Regions from separate parts of the Mus musculus genome. Here region 2 is linked to region 1. A link is a loop called in an ENCODE intact Hi-C map of the cell type or tissue named here. Cell type or tissue: gastrocnemius. All regions are shown on one strand. Each heading gives the region's core, and the rest is flanking DNA. Links, peaks and the distances in the headings are about the cores only. Region 1 overlaps Plb1 (phospholipase B1). Region 2 has its middle 12 kb from the start of Ppp1cb.

Evidence for each region. Peaks named below come from ENCODE experiments on the same cell type or tissue, not always from the same donor. Only the 100,000 strongest peaks of a DNase experiment are listed, where the experiment ranks them.
Region 2: a loop joins it to region 1, with 2.4 times the contacts of the local background. A loop is called at or near these places in 3 of 42 quality-filtered maps.

What each region holds. Positions count from the first base shown.
Region 1 is chr5:32,346,206-32,354,536 of GRCm38, forward strand. Plb1 (phospholipase B1) reads left to right here. Exons shown (of 59, transcript NM_001081407.1): 51 at 3,417-3,468; 52 at 4,333-4,413; 53 at 5,488-5,553; 54 at 5,963-6,057; 55 at 7,421-7,499. The region is part of intron 1 of Gm36840 (a long non-coding RNA gene); the gene reads right to left. Among named protein-coding and RNA genes, the nearest start is that of Gm36840, 4.5 kb to the right of the region's middle. In gastrocnemius, for the core only: a CTCF peak has its summit at 4,718; DNase peaks (open chromatin) are centred at 5,704 and 6,048; H3K4me3 peaks cover 885 bases; H3K27ac peaks cover 5,644 bases.
Region 2 is chr5:32,442,945-32,451,275 of GRCm38, forward strand. No RefSeq gene overlaps it. Among named protein-coding and RNA genes, the nearest start is that of Ppp1cb, 12 kb to the right of the region's middle. In gastrocnemius, for the core only: no CTCF peak of the experiment used is centred there; a DNase peak (open chromatin) is centred at 3,618; H3K4me3 peaks cover 377 bases; H3K27ac peaks cover 2,168 bases.

The DNA of each region.
Region 1 (8,331 bases), core at 309-8,308:
GTTGGCTGTCAGGGCCCCTCACATAGCTCAGCAGTGGTTGTTTTCTCTGGGCTCTCTGTTGTTGACAGAAACCCAGGTAATGAAAGCTGAAATGTCTGACTGGGTTCATTGACTTCCTGCACGGAGCAGAGCACAGAGCATAGAGCGTGCTGGGTATTTGCTTTGCAGAAGGATCGCTGCTGTGTTCTTGTCACCAGGGAGACGGCACAGGCTTGACTCACTCTGCTTACAGAGAACATTCCTTTTGGAAGCCTAACCAGGACCCAGGGCTCAGTGTGAATCTCCATGCTGCAGAAGCCGTGATAGCTCCTCAGTGTCACATGAGGAAGGACTACTTTGTCTACAAAACACTGGGCCCTGTGGGCGTTCTAGCACCTAGTGACTGTTAGGATTACTGTCCTGAGCATGGAGCCCAGGCTTTAGGGCTGGCTCCTCAGTCTGTCAGTCCTCCTCCTCCTCCTCCTCCTCCTCCTCCCCCTCCTAGTAACTGTCATGATCATAGAACCCAGGCTTTGTTCACCAGGGCCTGGTTCCTCAGCCTGTCAGTGCTCCCACTCCTCCTCCACATAGTTACTGTCATATGCATGGAGCCCAGGCTTTGATCACCAGGCTCTGTCAGTGCTCCTCCTCCTCCTCCTTCTTCTCCTCTTCTCTTCCCTTCCTCCTCTCTCTTTGGGAGGGGGCATGTGGGTATGTGCATTCAGGTACATGTATACATGTACTCCTTGTGCTCCTACAAGTTGAGGCCAGAGGACAATGTCATATTCCAATCAATAACTCACCAGCATTAAATTTTCAAAGATTTCTTTTGTGTGCATGTGTGTGTGCCTGTGTGCCCTCCTGTGCCTGCAGAGGCCAGAAGAGAGGGTTGGGGGTCCCTAGAGCTAGAGACACAGACGGCTATAAGCTGCTTGGCATGAAAACTGAATGCTTGTCCTTTGCAAGCAAACATTTTTAACTGCTGAGTTTTCTCTCCAGCCCTCTGATGTTATTATTTGTGTGTGGTGTGTATACACGTGGGAGGTGCGTGGTCATCTTTGAGAAGCCAGTTCTCTCCTTCCATCATGGACTTCCAGGACTCAGACTCTGGGTTTTCAGGCTTGTGTGTAGCAAGCACTTTCCCTCACTGAACCAACTCGCTGCCCTCCTCACTTTGTATTTTGAGACCCAGTCTCCCTCTGAGCCTGGAGCTCACCAATATGGCTAGTTAGCTGGCTAGTGAATTTCAAGGGTGCACCGTCTCTACCCCAAGGAGAGTACAGGGGTACACTGCTGTGCCTGGCTTTTACATGGGCACTGCGGATTCCAACGCAGGTCCTCACGCTTGCATAGCGAGCACTTTACCCACTGAGCTGTCTCTCTTCAGTCTCCCGCCTCCCTTCCCCTCCCCTCCCCTCCCCTCCCCTCCCCTCCCCTCCCCTCCCCTTCCCACCCTGCCCTGCACCTCTGCCTGAGCAGAGGCAGTAGTAGGAGACATCATTGACACAAAGTGTCCAGTGTTGGGGGAAGCAAAGTTTGAGTAAAGTTTGGGAATCGTTCTCTTATGTCTACTCTGTCATTTATCAGCGTGGATAAGTATGAGTTCACGGGGGGGGGGGGGGAATCCAAGGCTCCAAGTTTGAATCCCCAGCAGTCATGTACACATGAGGCAGGTACACAGAGGTCAGATCTTCTGTGTTCAAATCTTTCCTCAAACCTGTAAGACTATGTGATCTTGACCAAGTTTCTTAGCATCTCTGAGTCTTGGATTTCTCCTCTATAATGAGGTTAATCATAGTACCTGTCCCTCAGAGCCGTCATAGGATTAAAGGAGATAAACTTTAGAAAGAATTTAGGACTAAGTACTCCACATGCATACAAAAATTTGCTGTTATTTGGGCTATTTAGTTTCACAGTTTTATTCAACAGCTAACTTCCCTTTTGTTAAACAACAAGCAAAACTGCATTCATTCTGAGTTAGTGAGAGAGAGCATAGCCTGAAATGGTGTAAACCCTGTGCCCTGAGGAATGAGTCCATCAAGGGACTAGACAACACCACAGACTCGGCTCACTTGATACTGGCCCATAGAGTGCGTAGGAAGGCAGGAGAATATCAGGACCTGTCTCAGGCCTGGGACCTATGTGGACTCACAGAGCTGTGGAAACAGCTACAAGGAGAGGCCCTGAGCCCTGGAGGGGATGGGGAGATGAGACAGAAGAGCTGCAGATAAGGACACAGGAATGAAGAGTGTGGTGAGGGAGGGCCTGGGGGCTAGGAAGAAGCTTGCTGGGGGGATGGTAAAGTGAAGGGGATGCAAAAGGTACCGCACCTCCCCAGGGAACCTAAGGGCTCATCACTATGAATGCCCTTGAGCCTGACTTGGGCCTATTAAAAGTTGCAGCATATCTGTGCCTTTACTTTACAACCTATATGTACCTATCAATACAATCCTGGGTGCATACGTTCTCCACGTAAGGGATGGGGGCAGCACCATGCATTACACAGACTGTAACCATCTTGCGTTGGCATCTCATGTTGGCCATGTGTCTTTTGCTCACCTGATTTCTCAATTTTGTTGTTTTGTGACAGGGTCTCAGGTAGCCCAGGCTGACCTCTAATTCACTATGTAGCCAAGGCTGGCCCTCAACTCCCAATTCTCCTGCCTCTGTATCCCTAGGCCTGGGATTGCAGGTGTGCTCCACCACACCTAGCTCAGTCCATATGTCTTTTTAAGGAATTCGCCTCATTGAGCTATATTGACCCACAATGAACCATGGATATTCAGAAGTATACAGTTTGATGAGTCTTTGACACCTGTGTACCCATGAGGCTATCACTGCCATCATGCTGTAAACAGGCCTGTCGCCCACAGCTCTCCTAGGTCCATCAATGCTGCAGATAACCACGTTTAATTCCTTTTCATTGCTGTGTGCTATTCTACCACCAGTCTCATTACCGAGTGTCAAAATCCAAGTCATGACTGAGAAGAACAAAGGGATCCGAGGGTTGGGCACTGGGGCTCAGACGGAGGTGAAGGGCTCGCCATGCCTGGGAAGGAGAAAGCTGGGGGATAATTTAGGAATGTGACTCTTTTCAAAAATAAAACAGATTATTTTTAAAACAGGCACCCGAGTAAGAATTAAAGAGGCTTGGCTTGTAGTGAAAAGATTTGGTAAAAGAGGGAGGAAAAAAAAATCTCTGGTGAGAATGTTCAAATCATAGATACAAAGTCAGTAAGACTCAGATCCTGCCCCAGGGGCATCAGGGTCTGGATAGGTGTAGCCCCCAGGTCCCTGGCAGCTCCCTGGTGAGAAAAAGCCCAAGCATAATCCTAAGATTGACTCAGAATGAGTTTCATGGAGTTAGTACTGTTGGAGTCCAGCTTAGGTTCTCCATCCCAAGCAAGTCTGAAAGTGACTTTTGTCCCTCTCTCTAGGGACATGCCGGCCCAGGCTAAGACCCTGGTGAAGAAGATGAAAAGCACACCTGTGAGTGCAGACCCTCTAAAAGCTGTTCTTCTCTTTAGCTGGGAGGTTACAGGCCTGTTGAACCCCTCCAGTGCCCCCACAGCTTGCCTTCAGGTGGTCTTCAAGGGAGTTCATGGGCGCTGCCTGCAGGCACCCTGCCCCAGGGTAGGCTGCAGGTAGGCAAGGTGGAATGAGGAGTTGGCCAAGATCACAGGCCTGGGGCCTTTACCCCAGAGCTGCCTTCCCAGCGCCTTCTTATATAAACACTAAGTTCTAAAAATAGGCTGCCCATTCCAGGCCTTCCCCTTTCTCCCTCCCCAACCCCTCAGAATCTCACTTGCACTTTTTCCTAACGCTCTGTTCTTGTGCTGTGGACTCCAGCTGGAGGGACTCAGTTTATAGTGGACAGTGAATAGGAAGCCACAACTCCAGGGCCTCCCTGGACCTACCCCACCATGCTGACCCCACTGGGTTCTCCCTCTATAAACCCAGGCCCTAGAAGCCCTGACCCTCAAGTTCCATCTTTTGACACAGACTCCTTTGAACATCTCAGAGTACATTTGAGGAACATGAGAGCCCATGAGGCCTTTCCTGTGGGACACACCCACTTTAGCCTATTAAGAGGATTTCAAGGGGGAGGGGGATAGAGAGTGTAGTCTGTCTCCTTTGTGTGAGCAGAATCCCCCCCCACACACACACACATAAACACACGTACGCACTTCTTACAGGGGCGTGCCCATCACCTCAGAGAAGCATGGAGGAGACCCTACCTCATACTTTGTGTGATACAGAAAAGATGACAGTATCTGAGAAGCTGACTGGGTAGCACGGTTAGTGTTACCAGCAGTTGTCCCCAGATCTTAAACTCAGGATTTGTCTTCTCAGACAATCAACCTACAGGAAGACTGGAAGCTGATTACACTCCTCATTGGAAACAACGACCTGTGTCTTTACTGTGAGAATCCGGTAAGCCCCTGGCAAGCCTCACTGAGAGCCTGGGAATTAAGTTGCTGCCCCCATCCTCCTCACCTTGGGCTCTGACTCATCTCCTTCCCTTTTGAATGTCATACTAGGCTGGGCTCCAGGCACTTGATTCTACCCAGGCAACCTCTGGTTTACACAGTTGAGACTTAGCTTTCCTAAGTGGTTCCCCAACTCAGAAGAAAGGTCTAGAAGGACCCAGTCTTCAGACACTGAGGTGGTGGCTTCTTTGGGACAGAGAGATGGCACTTTCCAGTAGATGGCCAGTGACTCTGTCTTGTGTCTGCTTGGAGTCTGCCCTCTCTTGGAGGGGGAGGTAAATGGAGTTGGGAAAATAGAACCAAACTGATTGTCCTTGCTGCCCTTCAGGGCCATGATAATCTAAGCAACCAACCCCAGCCAGCTGGCCTGGGAGTTGACCCCATTCCTGATGTGTCTCTATGGGGAAACATGTCCAGACTTACAAGCGTTTGAAACCTGTACCTTTTAGAATACATCTTGTTCTAAGCTGGGGACATCCTGCATTTTATTTTGCCAGGAAAAGGCAGCTGCCAGGGCTCTGAAGAGGTGGTGGAATGTTTGACTCTGTTGGGGGTGGCAGGCAAGCTCATAGCTCCTTGTGGATCTCAGAGAGTAACTATCAAGAGCCTGGCATGATTATTTTCCCCATGCAGGCTCAGCTCTTCTAGAATCTTCCCTCAGTCCTGTCCATAACTGGGAGTCTGGGCTGCACGAAGGACCTAACCCCTGGAGCTTTCGCTATGGCTGGGTCCTGGATTGTAGGGGTCATTGGAAACCAGAAGAAACCCAGAGCTGCCAGTGGATACATAGTGTAGGGAAATGCCTCTCTGAGTCCCAGCACACCTGCCCCTCATGTAAACAGTGTTGTCCCTGATCCTGGGGACATGTATTAATGAAAAAGGACACCATCAGGTCCCTCAGGCCAAGTCTGAGGAATGCAAGAAGGTGGGCTCTTAGGGACAGCAGTCACCCAGTTCATCCTCTAATTCTTCCTCTCGGAGTAGAAAGCCAAAGAGAGCCTCCTTTTTCCCTATACAGGAGGACAACTCAACTAAAGAGTATGTCAAGTACATCCAGCAAGCCTTGGACATCCTCTATGAGGAGGTAGGAATGGGTAGGAAGCAGTCTGCTCCCTGGTCCTGCAAGCCACCCTGCTTTCCCACTATTGACATGTGTGGAGGGCCCCCACTGTGGGTGCTTCTAGGCAAGTTGTATTTGATTCTCCACAAAACAGCTTCTGACTGGCTCGGAAGCTAGCCAGTGGCATAGCAGAGAGCTTCCACTGGAGCCAGCTGGCCTGGGTTTGAAGACAACCACTGTGGTTTTTATTAGCCCTGTGACTTCTCTGGGTCTCAGCTTTTCTGCCTAACTAAGAGAGACACTAGGAAGTGTCGATGTAATCATCCAGGCTCCTCCCTGGGCATCCATTTCTTCTGTGGTAATGATGGGGAGGATGAGGTTAGATTGACAACTGTCCTCAAACTCATGGACCCCACCCCTCTGCCTCCTGCAGCTTCCCAGAGTTTTCATCAATGTGGTGGAAGTCATGGAGCTGGCTGGCCTGCACCACGTCCAAGGTGGGAAATGTGCCATGCCACTGGCAGTTCAGTAAGTGTGCGGGGCAAGGCTGCCTGGGCTGGGCAGGGTTTCATAGGCATATTAGGAGGGACACAGTGTGGGCAGGGCTAGAAGCCAGGGACTTAGAAAACACTTGGATGTGCTTGGAGAATCACATGCCTACCTACTCCCTTCCCTGGATGGTAGCTTCCTTTTCTATAAAATGAGACACACCAAGGGACCTAGAAGACTCCCCGGCACTTCTGATTCCAAAGTCCTCACTGGCAAGTCTACTCTTTGCAGAGGACAATAAACCTCAAGGACGCCTTTAGTTTCCCTAAAATTCTGGCTCTGCTTCTGAGGAAACCAACAGTGTCTCTGGACCTCTGGATATTTGCTTATAAAAATAGGAATAAACCCTCCCCAAGAGTGACATCATCAGGAAGTTCATGTATGGGGCTAGTACAAGCTAGAAAGACAGCTTTTACCCCATCCTCAAAAGCAGGGGTCGGAGGTTCTAACGGTCAGGAATTACTGTGGGACGGACAGAAGTTTGGCAGCTGTGACTAAGAAGTCCTATCTGAAGACAAATAGATGTCTTGTAAAGGTGGCTAAGGAATCAAGTCCCCAGGTGGAATGGCCATGGTTAGCAAGGAAAGTCCCTCCAATTCCTCAGATGCTGGTATCACACAGTTCACCTTGTCAAGGGTGTCTCAGGCTGTTCAGTTGTCTTCACACTCTGGACCCTAAGGAAACTCCCCAGTGCGTGGCAGTGAGAAGCTTCAGAACTGGGGAGGAGTCCAGAGGCAGAGCCACCACAGAAGTCTTGCCAGAACTCCACCCAGGCCTTCCCTCAGAGTTAGGAAATAATCACCACAGAGAAAGAGGGTCTACACAAGAGGAAAGAGACCTTGCTTCAGGGGCTAACCCTTCCAACCGGAAATAAGTATCTTGTGTCAGTCTATGAGAATAGGGGAATTTTGGTTCTAGGCTTCACTTTTCAGTCCGTGGTCTCTTGGCCCTTTGACAAGACAGTTTTGGGTGGGAAAATGTGGGGGAACGCAGCTGGTCACTTCATGGAGGTTAGAAAGCAAAGCTGGTGGGAAAACAATGGGTGTGACTCCTGTGACTACTTCCTCCAGTTAGTCTTCACCCACTAAAGGCTCTGCCACTGCCCCATAGTGCCAAAGCTAGGGACCAAGCCTCCAGTCTGCACTTACCACTGCATACCTTTTCAACCACATTCCTGAGTTAAGGCTTTTTGACTTAGACCCAAGTGTTTTAGGCATACTTGTGTGTCAAGCCCCGCCCACCTCCATTTAGTGGCACAGACTGCACCATGTGGACAAAAACTTCTGTTAGGAGGGTGTGATTGGGCCAAGGCAGCCTCAAGACTAGATTTCTTGTCTTGTAGGAAAAACTGCAGTTGCTTAAGACACTCCCAAAACCTCACAGCGATGCAGGAGCTGAAGAAACTAAACTGGAACCTCCAGGTGAGTCTGGATACTCTCTTCCTCCCGGGTGCTCCTGATGGGAGCCCACGCCGTGTTCCCTGAGCGAGGACTCGGAACTTGTGTGTTCAACAAGGCTCGGCTGAGAGCAAGCGGCTCCCTAAAAGGAGATCCTATTCCTCACACTATTTACCTGGGGAAAGATGGTACAGAGATCTCAAAGGGGCAGTTGGGAGAAACCCAGCCTTCAGAGCAGATGATACACAGCAGGGCACTGCTAACCTCTAACCTTTCTGAGGAGAAGGCTCACTGTACCTGGCTCCCACTGCCTTCCCCTCTCCTCTCTCCATGAACAGAAACCCTGGTTCTACTAATAGTTTCTTCCTCCACCCTCTGCCTACCCCCCTAACACGCCTGCATATCAATGTTACCATTGTTGGCCTTGGGACAAGCCCACCCAAAGCCTGGTTGCAAGCTAACTCCTTTTAATGGGGCAAGTCATCTTCCTCTTAGAAGCCCTCCCTCCTCCCCCTCCCCCACACCCTCTTCACCTCAGCAACCTTCCAAGAGCAAGTGAGACAAGCTATCTGTGCTCCTCCTGTCTTCCCCTTTTGCCTCTGTATCTCAGGTGAATTGTGTGAAGTCCTTACTATGGGTATATTTTGTTTAATCTTTTTATATTCTATGTTTGGGTACTTGAGTCCAAAACACATGGACTCTCTATCCCTGTAGTCCTAAATTCTTAGGCATTTTTGAAGAACTGAGGAGATAGTCGTCCTCGTGTGAGCTAGGTCTCACTGACTACATGCAGTGAAGGCAGCTAGGCCCATGGCCAATTCGACATCACTAATGACTTAGACTTAGCCTCTTAGGA
Region 2 (8,331 bases), core at 121-8,120, 97 kb after region 1:
GCTATACTCTTAGATTGGTGCCTAGCCCAATGGTCATCAGAGAGGTTTCATCCAGCAGCTGATAGAAACAGATGCAGATACCACAGCCAAACATTAGGCAGAGCTTGAGGAATCCTGCGGAAGAGTGGGAGGAAAGATTGTAGGAGCCAGAGGGGTCAAGGACACCACAAGAAAAAACACAGAATCAACCTGAGCTTATAGGAGACTGAGCCACCAATCAAGGAGCCTGCATTGGACTGACCTAGGCCTCTGCATATATGATACAGATGTGTAGCTTGGTCTTTGTGTGGAACTCCTAACAGTGGGAGCAGGCTCTTACTCTTTTGTTGGCTTTGGGACCCTTTTCCTTATACTGGGTGCCTTGTCCAGCCTTAATACAAAGGGAGGTATCTACTTTTAGTGCAACTCTGTATGTTTGGTTGATATCCATGGGAGGTCTGCCCTTTTCTGAAGAGAAATAAAGAAGGATGGGGGAGGGGAGGGGAGGGGAGGGGAGGGGAGCAGAGGAGAGGTAGCAGGGAGGGACAGGGAGGAGAGGAGAGGGGAAATTTCAGTAGGGATATCATCAATCATCATCATCATCAAGCTGAACAAAGTTGGTGTTATAGAGCATTTTCATTAAGCAATAGAAGGCTGATGCATCCTTTGATCATCATAGAAACCATTGGCAGACATGTCCCGGGGAGATGGAAAGAACCATTTATTCACCCTCAAATAGGCCAAAGACAAGGTTCCATCCAAATCAAAAACTCTGGAGTTTATCGGGGTTACTTAATAAGCACACAGATAACTTAAAGGTAACTCCAAGGCAGGAAGCGTCTTCAGCAACTTGCAATCAGTTACAGCACTGAAGAAACCTCTACAAAGGAAGCTACTGAATGGCTCAACCTGCCGTCAGCTTCTACCTACACAACCTCAGGAGAGACGGACCCTTGTGAGGAACACATGAAGACTGCAAAGCCTTGTTGAACCCATAGCCTTGTAAGACCCCACTGCACCCAGTCCCTCCATGAGGAAATATTAACAGGTTGTATCTCATGAGGATCTCAAGCAAATGGTCACAGGTGCTCTAATTCGAGAAGGCAATGGCCAAGTCCAAGAGAGAGGAGCCAATCACATGACATGGGAATATGGTTCCAGTTGGGCAAATGACATTCTATTCAGCTGGACAGGGAAGGCCAAGGCCAGAAAACCATGATAAATTGCCAAGCTGTACAGCCTTGAAGCAGTTGCTAAACTTCTTTAAACCTCAGTTTGTCTGTAAAAAGAAACACAATGGGTTCTATCTTTGAGGATTATTCCGGGATAACTGATATATATATATAAGCTATCAGGATAGCACATGCTCACGGCTGTTGCTATTACCTCCTTTGCTGTCATTTTTCATGTCCTTACTCAGCGACCACAATTCTGTTCTCTCAGATTTGAGCTTCTCAAAATCAAACACAGCCAAGTTCATTAGTTACAGCATCAAGAGGTCACACTCCTGGCAGACTCTTAGTACCATCTCCCAAACTGCTTTTTATTAATATGTCAGCGCTATGATCCTTAAGGCTGAAAAGAGGGCATATGAACCCTAAGCCATTTTCAACCATGCTTCTAGTAGCAGCCACAGAGTTTGACTTAAAATTCTCTCAACTTTGACCTCAAAGTCTGACATATTTTTGCCCTGTGTTAGAAGATAAGATGCAGCCTATTTCTGAGCTGAAAGTTCTGTGTGTGTATGTGTATGTCTGTGTGTGTGTGTCTGTGTGTGTGTGTGTGTGTGTGTGTATACCTGTGGAAATCAAAAGTCAACCTCAAGTGTTGTTCTTCAGATTCCAATAACCTTGTTGGTATTTGGTTTTTGTTGTTGTTGTTTTGTTTTGTTTCTGTTTTTGTTTTTGTTTTATGGGATCTCACTATATAGCTTTCCCTGGTCTAGATCTTGCTATGTAGGCTGGACTAGCCTTGAACTCATGGAGAGCTGCCTGCTTCTGCTTCCTAAGTGCTGGGACTTTATATAGGCATGCACCACTGTACCTGTCCTGCCTTGTTTTTGGAAACAAGTTTCTCACTGGCCTGGAACTCATCAGATAACTAAGGCTAACCAGCCATCAAGGCCCGGGGATACTTCTGTCCCAGTGGGATTACAATAGCAGCACAGGCCATCGTGCTTAGGTCCTTTCTGTGGGTTCTGAGGACAGAATTCAAGTCCTCATGCTTGAAAAGCCAGCACTGCATTTACCAAGCTGTCTCCCCAACCCCAAGCTGGGAGTTCCTTATTGACTTCAACAACGTACCAAGTTATTTAGAATCATCCCTCTAAATGTTTTAATTACACACCACGTTACATTCACACTATCCTTAAAAAAAATGAGCAAGAATTAAAATTATGTCTTTGGCTGAGGAGTAGCAATCAGGAGGAGGCAGGGAGGTACTGTGCTAGCACAGCTGGAAGGGACTCGCTGGACTTTGAAGGGAGAACTGACAGTGGAACCCTTCCACTGCCTTTTCATCGGGACACTTCAAAGCAGTTTATGAACAATCATTAGGCCTCAAAGCATCGATGTGACAGGCATAATTACTCTAACCAAAGAGGGAAGAAGATAAGTGGAGCAAATTACTAGACTAGGCTGAGTCGGCAGCAAAACCATCCGGCGAACCTTTTGTCCCTGCAATGCAACTGTTTCTGCACCTGTTTTCTCCAAATGTCAGCGTAAGATTTAAAACTAAGATAGTAGTGGGGGTTGGGGAGATGGCTCAAGGACTTGGGTTCAATCCCTTCAACCCCTAGAACTCAGTCCCTAGGATCCATGCGCACAAGCTGTCTGGGCGTGCAAATGTAATGCAGGCAGTGGGAAAACGGAGGTAAGTAGATCACTGGAGCTCCATTCCTGGATAGAGTAACTTACTCGGAGAACTACAGGCTGGTGAAAGACCCTGTCAAGGAAGGAAGGAAGGAAGGGAGGAAGGGAGGGAGGGAGGAAGGAAAATAGGGGTTTGTAAGATGGCTCAGAGGCTAAGAAAAGCTACTTGCCCTTTCTGAATGTAAAGACCTGAATTAAAATTCAGGAGGGAAAAAAAAAACTCTTAAAGTTATCCTCTGACCTCCATACCATGTACCATGCCACTCACACACACACACACACCCCACAGACACACACACAATAGATAGATAAATAGATAGATAGATAGATAGATAGATAGATCGCCAGATAGACAGACAAACAGATAAAATAGTTAAAAAAAATTAAAATAGAAAATGGTTGAGACCTGTTCTTTGGCCTTTATACATGTACCCAAACACATATACTTGCGCATACATAAAAATAAAACAAACAAATAAAAAACCCAACTTGCTGAAAAGTTGAAAAAGTTGATCTATTTTTACAAAAACAACAATAACAACAAAAACCAGCTGGTCTCACCAGGGGAGGAGAAAAGGAAAGTATGGTTGGTACACTTGGGGAATAGCCGGGGTTTAGCTACTCCGAGATCCTTTATGTCTGGTCTGCTTTCCAGTGGACTCCTGTCCCTCCCTCACCGCCATCTCCCAGTAACTGAGCTCCTACGCTCTGATACTGGCTAGACTAGAACAGCAGGGGTTCTTGTTGGCTGGGCCAGCATGGCTTAAAGGGCGCTGCTGAGAATCACCCCTACCAGCCAGAAAGCATGTGCTCAGCTCTACCCCACTCTGCTCCAGGTCAGTTTCTGCTAAACATGGCTCAGCTTCCAGCTGGCAGGACTCTGAACTATTTTTAGCTGAGTTCAGAGATCAGGGCAATAAATGGAGATAGGTACCTGAGATTTAGCTCTAGTTAAACACACACACACACACACACACACACACACACACACACACACACAGCTATTGTTTCATATTGTTTCATTCCTCTCATTACAATTGATACTGCCTTCATTTTAGATTAAAAAAAAAAAAAACTACACCAAGGGGAATGGTCAAATATTGAAAACATAGCAAAAAGAAGAAAACTGAAATGCCCTGTAATACTGTTTATTGAGGCATTGTACATATAGCCAAGCACACTATTCATAAGAGCTTCTATGTAAGCATGTAAGTATTGCTTGCTTAATCACCACTCATAAAGACTTCCAGCTTTATACCAAGTTCTCCCCTGCCCCTTCCTACACAATGTGCCCAGAAGTAAACCCATGTCTGACTGTGAACACTTTTCATTAGGTTTCTGGTTTTTGTTTCATTTCAGGATTGTTGGATAGTTTTTGGTGCTTTGAAATGGGGTCTCCTGTGGGTGATTCTAACCATAAACTCACTATGTAGCTGAGGGTAACCTTGAACTCTTGCTCCCTTTGCCTCTGCCTTCCAAGTACTGAGATTGCAGGTGTGCACCAAGGTGTCTGGCGTAGTTTGACCTGTTTTTAAATTTCATACAAATGAAACTGGGCCACTCATCATTTTTACACTTGTGTGACATTCGTCTGTGCTGTCACATGTAGTAGGTAGGGTCTGGTTTTACTGTGTGGAAGTCTACCATATGAACTTGCTGTGGTTTTGTTATGGGCTCACTGTGTGACACTTAGCTAGTTTTCATTTTGGCTGTTATTACAAGTAAAATTGAAAGTGAACCTTTTAGTGTGTCTTTTAGTGGTCCCATGCACTCATTTCTCTTGAATATATTCTATGGCTAGGACAGCTAAGTCACAGGATGGGCTCAAAGCTAGTTTTCAGAATTGTACTAATATTCTGAAGTAGCCATATGATTTCACATTCTCACTATCAATGTGCAGAGTTCTAGTGATCCGTCTCTTCACCAACACTTGATATTTAGTACCTGTCTTTTTTTTTTTTTTTTTTTTTGGTTTTTCGAGACAGGGTTTCTCTGTGTAGCTCTGGCTGTCCTGGAACTCACTTTGTAGACCAGGCTGGCCTCGAACTCAGAAATCCACATGCCTCTGCCTCCCGAGTGCTGGGATTAAAGGCGTGTGCCACCACGCCCGGCTTAGTACCTGTCTTTTAACACTGAGTTGTGGTTTTCAGTACCTTCCCTAATGTGTCTTCCGTACCTTCTTAGATACTTGATGAATATTTAGAATCTTCTATGAAATCCCTGTTCCTATGTTTAAACAGGGTTATTTACCTCTTCTCATTGGTTTTTTAGGAATTGAATTGTTGGATGTATGTATATATGCATATATATGTGGGTAGACACACACACACTCACATCTTCCTTAGGGAAGAATTCCCTTGTAGTTATCCAATACCAAGTGGCCAGACCTGAACTCATATACATACAAGTAACATTATAAATTGATGAATTATAAATTATAAAATTTAGCAGGTTGCATATTTGTTTTATAATATAATTTCTATTATTATATATAACAATTAGACAAAAGAGGTCATGAACTTAAGAAAGAACCAGATAAGGTACATACAAGGGCTTGGAGGAAGGAGAGGGAAGGGGAAACAATAGAATTATATTTTAATTAAAAAAAATAAAGAAAAGACTGGCATGGTGGCCCATGCCTTTAATCCTGGGACTTGGAAAGCAGAGGCAGGTGGATCTCTGTGAATTTGAGGCCAGTCTGGTCTTCATAGTGAATTCCAGGACAGCCAAGGCTATTTAGAGAGACTCTGTCTCCAAAAGCCAAAATAAATAAATAAATAGGATAAAAAGTTCATATTTTTTCTATTAAGTTTCTGTTCTCAGTCTTTTCTTTCATAGTTAGTGTTTTTTCACTGTTTAGGAGTCTTCGGTGGCCCTACAGTTATGGAAATGTCCCCTGATTTATTATTCACAGGCTGTACTTTTTGTTACATAAGACTCTAATCCACTCCAAGGTAATTTTTGTAGGCTATAAAGTAGAGATCAAAGCTCTTTTCATAAGATTAGATAATATAAGAGTATTTTGAGGGGGGGTTGGTTTTTTGGAGACAGGGTTTCTCTGTGTAGCCCTGGCTGTCCTGGAACTCACTCTGTAGACCAGGCTGTCCTGGGACTCAGAAATCTACCTGCCTCTGCCTCCCAAGTGCTAGGATTAAAAGTGTGCTCCACCACTGCCCAGCAATGTAGGAGTATTATTGATTGAAGCCTGGAGTGGTGGCTTATGCTTGTAATCCTAGCACTTGGAAGGCCAGGCAGGTGAAGCACTGTGAGTTTGAGGACTGACTGAGCTACAGAGTGAGAACCTCTCTCAAACGACAGAAGGAAGGAAGGAAGGAAGGAAGGAAGGAAGGAAGGAAGGAAGGAAGGGAAAAAGAAAAGGAGGAAGGAAAGGAGAAAGAGAGGGAGAAAGAGGAGGAGGGAGGCAGGAAGGGAGGGAGGAGGAGAAGGAGGGAGAGGAGGGAAAGAGGGAGGAAGAGAGGGAGGGAGGGAGGAAGAAAGGGAGGAAGAAAGAGAAGGAGGGAGGAAGGGAGGAATACAACATCTCCCAGACAGAATTATTGATTTAGAAGACTCTCAGGGTGGGTTAAGGGCTAGGGATGTAGCTTAGCATAGAGTACTTGTTTAGCATATGTAAGCCCTAGGTTTGATACCCTGTGCCACAAATGATAATCTAGCTTTCCTCCATTGTGTATGTGTGATACTGCATCTACAGTATCTAGACTCTAAACTCTTCCCTACCAAGTTGTCTGTTCCTGTGCCAATACCACACTGACTTCATCTTGTATTAATCCTTTTATCCTGAGAGTATAATCTGCTAGCTTTGCTGTTTGTCTTCAAGATCCATCCTGTATATTTTAGGTCTCTTGCATTTCTACATATATTTCAGTGTTAGCTTGTCAGTTTGACCGCCTCTCAAACAACTACAAAGAAGGTAGTAAAATTTCCACTGGATGTATATTGAGTCTGGGCAGGAGAGGTGGCTCAGTGGCTAGAGCGCACATTACCCTTGCCAAGAACCCAAGTCTGGCTCTCAGCACCCATATTAGGCAGCTCACAGACACTAGTAACTCCAACCCTGGGACATCTGAAATGTCTTCTAGACTGTACAGAAACCAGCTACTCACACATACACAGCTACACAAAGATGCACATGCATACACATAATAAAATATGGTAGACCTTTCAAAAAGAAATTAAAATTTAAAATATATTTAAAAGTATATAATCTATAGATACATGTTGAGGAGGTAGGTTTTTCTTTTGTTTATTTCCTTTTGTTTTGTTTTGAAAGGAGTATCTCACATAGCCCAGGCTGGCCTCCAAATTACCATGTAGAAGAGAATGACCTTGAACTCCATGAGCTACATCCCTGGCCCTAAAAGATACTTTAAAAAATTGTGCCTGTGTGCCTGTGTGTGGTGTATGTATGTGTCCATGTAGATGCTTGTATGTGTGCATGTAGGGCACAAGCTCCTGTGTGCACATGGGTGTGCAGGCCAGAGGTTGAAATCGGCAATCTTCTTCAGTGCCTCTTCACTTTATTATTGAGTCAGGCTCCCATTAATCTAGAGCTCATAGCCAGCCAATGAGCTCCAAGGGCTCCATCCACCTCTGGCCCCTTAACCCAGCAGTGGACTTACAGATACACACCACTGTGCCTAGGTTTTCATGTGAGTGATGGAGATCCAAACTCAGACCTAAAGTTGACACTTTCCAACTGAGCTATCTTACCAACTCCCTCAAGGAAAGATTTCTGGGGAGAAAAAAAAAAAAAAAAAAAAAACAAGACTTCCCACCCAAACAGCCTCACATATCAGCACACTCACTGACAGAGAGAGACAGAGAGAGACAAAGAGACAGACAGGCAGGCAGGCAGACAGACAGAGAGACAGACAGACAGAGAGACAAACAGAGACAGAGATGCAGATTGAGAAACAATTCTTGGTTTGCAGAAGATTAAGCTATATTGAACATGGGTTTTTTTTTCTTGTTTTCAGACTAAACTTTATATTAGACATTTTTATGACTCAGGCAAATTTTGTTCTAGGTAGAAAATTCCAGATTCCTAAAAGTGAAAGGCTAGAAAACATTCTACTCAGTGCTTGTATGGGAGAAATTTTGTTTTTAACTGCTATTTAAAATAATACCTTTGTGACATATTCTCAGACTTTTCATTTTCTCATCTATGCCATAGAATAAAAAGCCCAACATGGTGGTGCACATCTGTAATCTCATGGCTCTTGAGACAGAGGCAGGATATTTGCCAGTTGTAGGTAGACTATGCTCTGTTTTGAGTTCAAGGCTAACCTGAACTACATAGTGAATCACTGTATCAAAACCAAACCAAACCAAGGGCTGGGGGTGTAACTCAAGGGCATAGGCATGGCTAGGACTCTGGGTCAGATCCCCAGCGGTTCACAAGGGAAACAAGAAGATGTTGGTCCTGACAGAAGGCCCCCCCAACTTCTAGCATCTCACCATT